Regions from separate parts of the Homo sapiens genome. Here all the other regions are linked to region 1. A link is a contact called in ENCODE Hi-C or POLR2A ChIA-PET data. All regions are on one chromosome and are shown on one strand. Each heading gives the region's core, a stretch centred on a gene start or an enhancer-like site at or near the end of the contact. The rest is flanking DNA. Distances are from core to core; before and after follow the strand shown.

Region 1 (3,753 bases), core at 916-3,415:
CTCTCCAGCAGGGCGTCGGTGGATACCACACAGACCACACCAACTCCTGCCTTCTGGAATCCTCTCAGCTGCCCACAGCAGGTGAGGGTCGCTCCATCCTCCCAGGGGTTCTGGGTGGAGACCGCAGGCTCTCCTGGACTCCTTTCCTTCCCTTACTCCCATATCTTATCTGTCAGCAAATTCTGGGGCTTCTATTCTTAAAACCTGTGCAGGTTCCCACCACTTACCTCCTCCTCCAGTGACGCTATCTGCTTCTCACACTGGCTGCTCCCTGACACCTACTTCCTCCCTCTGCTCTGTGTCCCCGCCCAGCACCCAAGCATTCCTGTGACCCTGTACAGCCAGTTGCACCATCCTCTGCTCAGAGCCTCTCTGTGGGTCCCACAGTCTTCATCAGGGCTTACATCACCTGACTCCACTCTAGGCCACCGGCCTCGGCACATACCAGATATATCTGGCTTCAGGGCTTTTGTCCTGGCTGGTTCCTCCATCTAGAGCACTGTTCCCCAAAATCACCCACAAAGCTTTTCCTTCACCTCCTCAGAGAGACCTCCCCTGGCCCACTCCTGTCCCACTCCATTATGTGTTTTTCATAACAATTTTCACAGCCTGACTTATGTTAAGGGCCTACTTATTTGCACGTTGCCTTTGTCTGCTTCTAAACATTACATGAAAAGTGTTTGTCTCTTTTGTTCCCTGCTGTATCCCCAGCAGCTAGCATGAACCCGAATGCTGCCAACAACCAGTAAATGCTTTTGGAAAAAATAATGGGTGTACAACGGAAGTTTGGATGGAGGAAAACCTGCAAAGCCTTTCACAGACTAACCCCAGCCATGGCAGCAGTGCTCAAGTGTTCCCTGTGGATAGAGGGTCTGAGGGCCACAGAGCCAAACAACACGGTCCACTCACCATCCCGGAAGCTTGCTTGAGCCTGACGTAGACTGTGAGGAACTAGGATTCCAAACCAGTTCAGGGGGTCCTGAGGGGCCTCAGAGGACTCCGGTTCTGGGGTCTTAGTGGGGCCCTTGCGCCTCCGCAGACCTGAGGAAAGAAAGGTTGGAGGAGGCTGGGATCTTACTCCCTGACCTTTATCATCTTGGTGACAATGTTGAGCTTGATCTGAGCTCATGATTCTATAAAACACTGTTGGTTGGAAAATTCCAACTTTGGGGTTCCAGGAAACAGCTTACCACAAAACACAGCCTTTCCCCTTGTGATTCAGATGAGACTGTTTGTCCACTCTTTCCCGTGACTCCTGTAAGACCCACTGATGACCCTGTTTGCCTGTGACACTGATCTTACCCATTGTACCTGAACATGCCAACAGACCAGACATAGACGTTCCAACTCCCCATTCTTTGTCTCAGGATGATTAACTGGGATTAGAAGTTTGTCCCTCTGAAACTAGCTAGACACACAGATAAATATTTTCTGTTCAGCTGACTGAAATGTATGTGATTGTAAATCTATTCCCAGTGTAAAGCAACTCACCAACAATTTCTCTACTTCCTATAAAAGTCTAAGGCAAAACCACCCTACAAAAACATTCTGTTCTTCTGCTCTGGGATGCTCTCTCTTATCGCAAAAACCTAATTTAAATCATCTCCATAATTTGCATTTTGTCTTTGACACTGGGAAGGGGTTCTGCAGAAGGAAGAGGGGGCTCACCTGCTTCGCGAGGCCCCACCTCCTCTGGGGCGTGGACACCAGCTCTCACCACCTTGAACTTCTGGAGTCCCTCCTGGGCCTCGCTGAAGGACGAGAAGGGAGGATGGAGCTTTGGCAGCCCGGGCCTAGAACGCGCCCGCCCGCCCACCCAGCCCAGCATGGAAGCTTCCTCACCTGGCGTGGAGGCAGACCTGGGGCTCCATGTGGGAAGCATACTGCAGGGGCCCTACCGACTTGGCGCCCATCGCGTAGCGAGCCTTGGCGAGCGAGAGCCAGCCCTGCAGGGAGAGGAAAGCGGTGAGACTCAGTTTACGCCCGTGTACCCTCCTGCCCGCCCCAGGCGCCTACCTCCTCCACCCGGGCGTTCAACACCGTTCGTTTCCCCTCCAGCTCCTCCAGGTCCCCAAGCAGCTGCAGGACCAGCGAATCCAGCTCCGCTCGCAGGTCAAGCGCCGCCATGGACACACCTCCAGATCTGGAGCCACCTTCTTCCTTGTCACCCTCCGCAGTTTGGCAGGACAGCCAATAGGCACACGAGATCCTCCATCAAGGGGCGTTCCCATCTGGGGATCCCCACGCCGGCAGCACCAAGGCCTCTGGGTCAGCTTCTTTAAGGGCAAGCGCCCTTAGAGAAGCAGCACGGAAGCAACCAATCAACTGGTTTCTCCAATTAGCCCCCAAGTGGATCAGCCTGCTGAACTGTCGGCTAGGGTTATAGGTGGTTCTGAGTCCTTCCGGAAGCTGCCGAATCTTAGAAGTCGCGCCACTGTTGTGGCGATGGAAGAAGGCGAAGCTCTACAGAAACCATTTTGGTTGAGGGAAGAGTGGTTTTAAAGTTAATTTGGAAAGGAGCCGGCAAGCAACCTTCAGTCGGTGTGCGGTTTTTACAGTTGAACTGTTTCCAGCCGCTAATTATGATTGTTTTAGCGGTTCGTCATCTGAAAACTGCATTCTGCACGGCGGTGGTGGGGGGAGGACGAGGATGGAGAAGCCTGGGCGGACATATTTATTAGCTGCGGTCCTAAGTCACGTGTGACATTCTGTATCCAGTCTATCGGTTATCCCAAGGAGAACGCCCTGCCGGAATGGCCAATCGCCTTGAGATGTCCCCGCCCTATTCGCCATCTTAACATAGGGCATTCCCCACAGCTGCAGGCACCAGTGAAGCGTCTAAGGGACCATCTTGGTTGAGGGCGGAAGTGAGGACTGTGTCGCGCTGGAGGAGCCCACAGATTCTCCCGGACCCACGTGGAAGCGGCACTCAAGATGGTAGGAGAATGAGCTCCTGTTTCGGAGGTCCGGGGCGCGTGAAGTGCTGGGGATGTGGCTCTGGGGACTTGGAGGCTCAGCGGCTCCGGGGCTCCGGGGTTCCGGGGCTCGGGAGCGAGTAGTGAGTGACTGGGCCTGCTGTTCCCACAGCTGCGCCGCGAGGCCCGCCTGCGCCGCGAGTACCTGTACCGCAAGGCCCGGGAGGAGGCGCAGCGCTCAGCCCAGGAGAGGAAGGAGCGGCTGCGGCGCGCGCTGGAAGGTAAGGCATCGGCCCCGCGGGCGTCTGCGTGGTAAACCACCCCGGCACGCATTTGTGTTCGAATATCCGAGCGTCTTTCCAAATGCTTGCCGGCCGTTTTCCTTGCCCATTGGGTTCTCCTGTTGGTTTTGAGAGTGTTTCTTCCGTGTGATGGTATTAATTACTTGTCACTGACGTTGCAGTACCCGGGTTTTGCAGCTTGCCCGCTGTGTGCAGTGTGTCAAGTTCGTCCCAAGTTTTAAAGACTTTATCTTGTCCTGTAGAAATTCTCTTTAGAGCGGTGGCTCACTGCTGTAATCCCAGCACTTTGGGAGGCCGAGGCGGGCGGATCATGAGGTCAGGAGTTCGAGCCTGACCAACATGGTGAAATCTCGTCTCTACTAAACATACAAAAATTAGCCGGCCGTGGTGGCACGCGCCTGTAATCCCAGCTACTCAGGAGGCTGAGGCAGGAGAATCGCTTGAACCCGGGAGGCGGAGGTTGCAGTGAGCCGAGATCCTGCCACTGCACTCCAGCCTGGGCAAAAAAGCAAGACTCCGTCTCAAAAAAAAAAAAA
Region 2 (3,753 bases), core at 668-3,167, 2.5 Mb before region 1:
CCTTAAGTGCTTAGTAAAAATATAATTAAAGCCTTACGTCAATATAAAACCGTGATGGCAAAATCTGTTTAGTATTTTTCACCAACCAAAGAAAATTATCCAAGTTAAGCCATCAGCTTCACAGATAAACATTTATTTTTGTCTAAACCATTGTAATATATGTAAGCCAAATTCCTTTTTTTTTTTTTTTTTTTTTTTTTGAGACGGAGTCTCGCTCTGTTGCCCAGGCTAGAGTGCAATGGCGCGATCTTGGCTCACTGCAACCTCTGCCTCCGGGGTTCAAGTGATTCTCTTGCCTCAGCCTCCCGAGTAGCTGGGATTACAGGCGCCCACCACCACACCCAGCTAATTTTTGTATTTTTAGTAGAGACGGGGTTCCGCCATGTTGGTCAGGCTGGTCTCGAACTCCTGACCTCAGGTGATCCGCCCACCCTGGCGTCCCAAAGTGCTGGGATTACAGGCGTGAGCCACCGCGCCCGGCCATAAGCCAACTTTCTACCAAAATTCTTCCTAGGAGTACAGGAAAGACAAGTTAAAATTTCTCCCCAAGTTTCAAGAAGATAGTCTAAATATGGAACTTCAAGTCTCAGCAAAAACTCAAATCTATACAATATTTTATCTTCTCCCGGTCAAGGAGACAAAAAAAGCAAAAGTATCTTACAGTAATAAAAAATGGGTAAAATGCAATTAAGGCGAGGAAATGAAAAATGCCACAAGAGGTACAACTAGCATAACTGTCACTAAAAGGTTTGAATTAAGTAGGTTTACCACTGCACCATATTCACAGGCTATATATACATACACACACACATATATACACATATATATGTATATATAGCATGCATTAGCTCTCCAGAGTGTACTAAAAAAGTAAAGTCTACGCTCCCCAGAGTTGTTCCTTTCAGTGCAGGCTTTTTGTTCATATTCTAATGTCTTCCAAAGTTCCTGAACAGTCAACTTAAGATCATGTGTGTAGAAACTACTTTAAAACATTCTTGACAGGCTTTCTACAAGTAGCCCGTATTTTTCTGATTTGATTTAAATAGATCCAATTACGGAATTCCCTACCGACCTGCCGCCGCCGCCTCCTCCTTACTCCGGAAGGGGCCACTAATCCCAAGGGTTACAACCAAGTACAAACATTCATTGTCATTTCTTTTAAGAAGGCATGCTAAGATCCTCACTACTTAGTTGCCAGAAGACAACTTAAAATCAGAAACAGGGATCTAGCACAAACCAAATAGAAATACAACTATTCCAAAAAAGCAGGGCTTTGCCTGTCAAGCTGTAGCCTCATCCTTATAATAAGCACCGATTTCAAGCCACGATAACATCACGGCTAAGTCTTCAGCTGTTTTGCAGATTTCACGTTAACTTCCCTTGACCCTTTCAACCAACTACTTCAACTCGGCCCACTTCTTTCCACTCCCGCCCCAAACCTCAGTTAAAATGCATTTCCCTCCAAACTTCACGTCTTAACTGTGGCCTGACTTACGTCTTCTCGTCGCCACCGCTCCCAGTCAGGGCCTTAGTTCTAACCATGGCCGCTTTTCCCGGTTGGCCTCCAGCCTCCAGCCCCCTCCCATAAGTCTCGAACCTGCCTCGAACAGCCGCCCCGAGGTCGATTCTCCCAGTTCCTCCAACCTGTGCCCAGGCGCCCGTCCAGGCCCCCAAAGCACGCAACGGCCGAGCCCGAAAATGGCGGAGAGTGCCGCTGCCTGCTGCAGGCGAGCAGTCCCGTGTCGCCGCCGCACTCACCGTCTGGCTTTGAGCAGAGCTCCTAAATGGCCAGCGAAGCGTTCGCCTTCAGAGCCAGAAATGTCTCTCTTGTTTGGTCTCCCCACCCCGATCCTCTCAATCCCGCTCCTCCAAAGGAGCAGCCGCCATCTTCCCCTATGGGCCACCGAACGCACGCTCTGGGGTCATCACGCACTGGCGGGACGGCGCTACGTCACGCGCGCCTGGACCGCGGGCCTCTGTGAGGTTCGATCTGCGCATGTGCCTAGGTGAGGTGCCGAGCCGCGAGACCCTGCAGAGCGCTTCCTTTGTTCCGGAGCGAGTAGGACGCGCTACCTCCTGGAGGAAAGAAGCGACTGCGTTTCGCAGTGCTGACTTTTTTTTACAGTGTGAGCTAACGTGTATGCTCTGAAAAACACCCCGTTTTCCAGTATGTGAATGAGTATATTTGTACGGGGCCAGTACGGCAGACATAGCGGGTCGTTGGACCGAGCCCACCGAGAGTGGATCTGTGGGAAGCCACTGTGGCACCTTGCTGAGTCTGTTCACCCGTGCAGCTAGCTGGTGGCAGCCCTGGCAGATCCCGGCACACAGTCAGGCTCCACGCCTTACCCGAGCCAGTTGTGCCTCTAGATTACGCCTCGCTTAAAGTCCAGCGACCAAGATAGAAAAACAGCCCCACGATGCAACCATTTTGGAAAACCGCTGCAGTTTCTGCCAAAGCTAAATGTACGCTTACCTTGTGACCCCAGAAATTTCACTTCAAGAGGAATGAGTGCATACGTCCACCAAAGGCATGTGCAAGAATGTCCATAGCACGTTTATTCGTAGTAGTAAAAAACTGGTAACCTAAATGTCCATCAGCAGTTGAGTGGCTAAATTGTGGTGTATCATACAGTGGATTTCTACAGAGAAATAGGAAGTTACGGATAAACGCAACAGCCTGAACGAATAGCAGCTACTGTTAACTTAGGCACAAAGAAGAGGACGCTGTATGATTCCATTTTGATGAGGTTCAAAATATAACTGCACAGCAAGTTGTTCTCCAGTATGAATCAGGAATCGTACCAGCCTGGGGAACATGGCGAGATCCCATCTTTGCGCGTCGGGGTGCGTTCCTGTGACCGCCTTCCTGTGATCGTTCCTGTGATGGGTACTTGGGAGACTGGGGTGGGAGGATCACTTGAGCCCAGGAGTTGGAGGGCGCAGTGAGCCAAGATCGTGCCAGTGCACTTAAGTCTTGGAAGCAGAGTAAGACCCTGTCTCAAAGAAGTCTTACTTTTGACTCCATAATCCCCTTCCAAAAATCTATTCTAAGGATAGCCTCAGAGATGTGAGTAAGATTTGTGTACTAATCTTTGAGGTATTAATGATAGCAAAAAAAAAAGGAAACAGTAGCAGACAGTGATTAAATAATGGCACATCCATACGTAGACTATCATGCAGACATTACACAGTATCTAAAGTTTTTATGATAACATCAGAAATGTTTATAAACTTCTATATTTTTTCTTTTTTTAGAGACAAGGTCTCTCACCCAGGGTGATCATAACTCACTGCAGCCTCAACCTCCCGGGCTCAAGTGATCCTCTCACCTCAGCCTCCCTAGTAGCTCAGACTAATGACCTGTACCAGGACACCCATACCCAGCTAATTTTAGTAGAGACTGTCAGGCCTCAGAGCCCAAGCTAAGCCATCATATCCCCAGTGACTTGCACGTATACATCCAGATGGCCTGAAGCAACTGAAGATCCACAAAAGTGAAAATAGCCTTAACTGATGACATTCCACCATTGTAATTTGTTTCTGCCCCACCCTAACTGATCAATGTACTTTGTAATTTCCCCGACCCTTAAGAAGGTTCTTTATAATTCTCCCACCCTTGAGAATGTACTTTGTGAGATCCACCCCCTGCCCACAAAACATTGCTCCAAACTCCAATGCCTATCCCAAAACCTGTAAGAACTAATGATAATCCCACCACCCTTTGCTGACTCTCTTTTCGGACTCAGCCCA
Region 3 (3,753 bases), core at 544-3,043, 2.5 Mb before region 1:
GGTGGATCACTTGAGGTCAGGAGTTCGAGACCAGCCTGGCCAACATGGTGAAACACCGTCCCTACTAAAAACACAAAAATTAGCTGGGCATGGTGGCAGGCGCCTGTAGTCCCAGCTACTTGGGAGGCTGAGGCAGGATGGCTTGAAACTAGGAGGGGTAGGTTGCAGTGAGCCGAGATCACATCACTGCACTCCAGCCTGGGTGACAGAGTGAAACCCTATCTCAAAATAAAATTAAAAAAAAAATTAAAAAAAATAAATTAACAACTAAAATAGTAAGTTCTAACGTATTAAACCATAAAATACAAAAAACACATAATAAACATTTTTTCATTTTTATATTTTTTATTTCTTAGAGGGTAGTATTTCCGTTTTAATTTTAAATTTATTATTTTGCCAGGCAATGGCTCACATCAGTAATCCCAGCACTCTGGGAGGCCGAGCTGGGTGGATCACCTGAGGTCACGAGTTCGAGAACAGGCTGGCCAACATGGTGAAACCCCAGCTCTACTGAAAATACAAAAATTAGCCGGGTGTGGTGGTGGGCACCTGTAATCCCAGCTACTCGGGAGGCTGAGGCAGGATAATCACTTGAGCCCAGGAGACGGAGGTTGCAGTGAGCCGAGTTCGTACCACTGCACCCCAGCCTGGGCAACAGAGTGAGACTCTGTCTCTAAATAAGTAAATGAATGAATGAATAAAAGAATAAGATAGGTCAGGTGCCGTGATTAACTTAAGCCCAGGAGTTTGAGACCAGCCTGGGCGACATAGTGAGACCCTGTCTTTACGAAAAAAATTTTTTTAATGGGCCAGGTATGGGGGCGTGCATCTGTGGTCTCAGCTACTTGGGAGGCTGAGGTGGGAGGATAGCTTGAGCGGTTGAGAGGTTGAGGTTGCAGTGGGCTCTGATCATGCCACTATACTCCAGCCTCAACAAGAGGGCGAGACCCTATCTCAATCAATAAATCAATAAATCAATAAAGTGTAAGACAGCTGTATACATTTTCAAGTTTTTGAGCTGAAGACCTCATCCCTAGGAATACCCTCCCCAACCACTTAAAGTGCGTGCGTGAGAAAACTCAAGGCTGCCAAAATAATTTGTTCCAGCCAACAGCTGAAGATAGGACTCTGTCTCTCTGCCTCTGTGGGAGGGTAGGGGCCTAACTTCGACAGGTGCGCCAGTCAACAAACCAAGCTGCGTTCACACGGACCAATCCTCCTCTTCCCGCTTTTTTACATTTCTCACTTCCCCGACTCCCCCGAGCTCCCGCTCACCACATCCTTATTCCCTAATTCTCCGTTAAAACGCCCAGAGGTTCTGTACTAATCGAAGTTGAGTTCGGTTCACGCTGGGCTCTTTTCCCTAGTGCAACAGTATATTACTGTTTAAAAATCTGTCCTTACCACCTGAGTGTCCGGCTTTGTTTATCTTTGACACAGGTCCCCGGAACTTCGCAGTTTATCACATAAAATAACCCAGTTGCCCAGGCGGTCCCTCCCAAGGCCATGGTCCCTCCCAAGGCCATGTTCCCTCCCCAGCCCCACGCCGCGCTGGGGCTTGCCCAAGCCGCCGCTGAGGCAGGGCCTTGGGCGAAGCGCGCATAACGCCAGGCCTGCGGCGACCACGCGAAGTGGCGCGGGGGAGTCTGGCAGCCCCGAGCCCAACCTTTAGGAAAGATGAGCTGTGAGGCGTCCTCCTCTACGTCGCCAGCCCGCGGATCGCTGCCACCCGCCGCCATCGCCGCGCCGCGCCGCGCGCCACCACCAGCGCCGCCGGAAGCAGAAGCGCGGAGCAACGGCCGCGGAAGGGGCGTGGTCTCGGGAGGGGCCCCGAGGGGTGGGCGGGGCCGGGAGTGCGAGCCGGACGGGGCGCAGCGAGGGGACCGGTTGGTGAGGTCCTGGAGGCTCCCCGCCACCGAGGGGCGCCCTGCACTCCCTCTCTTCTCCCATGCTCCTCGCCGCGCAGACGTCCTGGGGCAGGTCCCTACGCCTTTCTGGACGGAGGAGGTCAGATGAGATGCAGGAACGCCTGCTGATGGAGAGCAGGGCAGCCGGCTCCGAAAGTACCGGGTCCAATTTCCTTCACCGACTTAAACTTCTAAAATTTTATTGATTTGTGGTGGATTATCTGATACTTCTGAGTACGCGGACAATGATATTCAGAGGCTTTTACCACACGTCTGTTGGAACATTTGGGTGATGCGTAGAAAATTAAGCAAATGACGGCCGGGCGCAGTGGCTCACGCCTGTAATCCCAGCACTTTGGGAGGCCGAGGCGAGGGGATCACCTGAGGTCAGGAGTTTGAAACCAGCCTGGGCAACATAGTGAAACCCTATCTCTACTAAAAATACAAAAATTAGCCGGGCATGGTGGTGGGCGCTTGTGATCCCAGCTACTGGGGAGGCTGAGGCAGGAGAATCGCTTGAACCCGGGAGGCGGAAGTTGCAGGGAGCTGAGATCGCGCCACTGCACACCAGCCTGGACGACAGAGTAAGACTCCGTCTCAAAAAATATATTAAAAAAAAAAAAAAAGCAAATAAAAAATGATGCTGTTTTCGACACTGGAGAAAACAAAAGGTTGTACAATAAGGTAAATAATCATAGCTTATTAGTCAACAATATCTTAGCTCATTAGTCAACAATGTTTAGATGGTCATATTGTAAACTCTGTTGATTTAATAAAAAATGAATTGTGCCGGGCACGGTGGCTCACGCCTGTAATCCCAGCACTTTGGGAGGCCGAGGCTGGAGGATCGCTTTAGCTCCGGAGTTGAAGACCAGCCTAGACAACATAGTGAGACCTCGTCTCTAAAAAATACAAAAATTAGCCGGGCGTTGTGGCGCGTGCCTGTAGTCACAGGGATCGGGGAGGCCGAGGCGGGTGGATCGCTTGAGGGATGCAGTGAACTATGATTGCCTCACTGCACTCCAGCCTGGGCAACAGAGACCCTGCCAAAAAAAAAAAAAAGGCAAAGTCCAGGCGCGGGGGCTCACGCCTGTAATCCCAGTACTTTGGGAGGCCGGTGGGGGTGGGGGGGGCAGATCACCTGAGGTCAGGAGTTCGAAAGCAGCCTGGCCAACATGGTGAAATCACGTCTCTACAGAAAAAAAAAAAAAAAAAAAAAGCCGGGGCGTGGTGGCGGGCGCCTTTAATCCCAGCTACTCGGGAGGCTGAGGCGGAGGTTGCAGTGAGCCGAGATCGCGCCACTGCATTCCAGCCTGGGCGACAGCGACAGAGTGAGACTCTGTCTCAAATAATAATTTTTAAAAAGACTTAAAAAATTAAAAAGTAAAAATTTTAAAACTAAAGAAAAAGAAAACCTTTAGAAGGCAGTCCTGGGAATCCTGTCTGGCCTGTGCAGCCTGATCTCCTGCGAGGGCTCGTCCACAGCGTCTTGCTGTCTTGCAGTGCCGGCAATGTGGTCTCCCACCACCTGAGAAGTTCCCTCCTCCAGGGCATGCTCTTTGCTTCAGCACTGCTTCTCTAAGGAACCTGCCCAGACCTGAAGGGCTGGCCACGCCCCCTTTCACGTGCTCAGAGAAGCTGAAGGTTCCGGAGGGTTTGATGCTTGCCGGTGTTCCCTTGTACACCCAGCACTGAGTGACAGGCCAGATAACCACAGCTGCCCAGCCACTGCACCATGTGCTGGGGTCTGGGCAAAACATTTACTATTTTTACTTTTTACCTATGACTTCTCTAAGGTCAGGTTACTTTGGAGATTCACAGTCCTGTCACAAAGTAGGAAATGCCT

What was found. A loop is a pair of places that touch in the nucleus more often than their neighbours do. ChIA-PET counts read pairs that join two places held with the same protein, here RNA polymerase II (POLR2A). Pooled maps may share reads with other maps.
Region 2: a loop to region 1 is called in a map of CD8-positive, alpha-beta T cell, with 8 times the contacts of the local background. The contact joins the promoter of WDR33 here to the promoter of VMA22 in region 1. A Hi-C loop is called at or near these places in 2 of 168 maps with a recorded cell type or tissue (CD8-positive, alpha-beta T cell and naive thymus-derived CD4-positive, alpha-beta T cell) and 7 of 50 pooled maps.
Region 3: a pooled map shows a loop between it and region 1 (21-fold over the local background). The contact joins the promoter of POLR2D here to the promoter of VMA22 in region 1. A Hi-C loop is called at or near these places in 6 of 50 pooled maps. POLR2A ChIA-PET finds 5 or more read pairs at or near these places in 2 of 52 experiments (A549 and CD4-positive, alpha-beta T cell).

The regions. Positions count from the first base shown.
Region 1 is chr2:130,339,999-130,343,751 of GRCh38, forward strand. VMA22 (vacuolar ATPase assembly factor VMA22) reads right to left here and starts at 2,166. Exons shown (of 5, transcript NM_032357.4): 1 at 2,017-2,166; 2 at 1,843-1,946; 3 at 1,669-1,751; 4 at 910-1,041. The coding sequence starts at 2,127. It overlaps IMP4 (IMP U3 small nucleolar ribonucleoprotein 4), which reads left to right and starts at 2,899. Exons shown (of 9, transcript NM_033416.3): 1 at 2,899-2,937; 2 at 3,088-3,196. The coding sequence starts at 2,935. RefSeq lists enhancers at 2,082-2,631, 2,762-2,931.
Region 2 is chr2:127,809,254-127,813,006 of GRCh38, forward strand. It overlaps WDR33 (WD repeat domain 33), which reads right to left and starts at 1,918. Exons shown (of 22, transcript NM_018383.5): 1 at 1,759-1,918. It overlaps LOC124907885 (a long non-coding RNA gene), which reads left to right and starts at 1,998. Exons shown (of 2, transcript XR_007087230.1): 1 at 1,998-2,890; 2 at 3,259-3,753. RefSeq lists enhancers at 1-900, 983-1,923, 1,330-1,409, 1,490-1,569, 1,590-1,879 and 1 more.
Region 3 is chr2:127,856,362-127,860,114 of GRCh38, forward strand. POLR2D (RNA polymerase II subunit D) reads right to left here and starts at 1,794. Exons shown (of 4, transcript NM_004805.4): 1 at 1,667-1,794. The coding sequence starts at 1,739. It also overlaps the pseudogene LOC107985803. RefSeq lists an enhancer at 1,229-1,398 and a silencer at 1,629-1,938.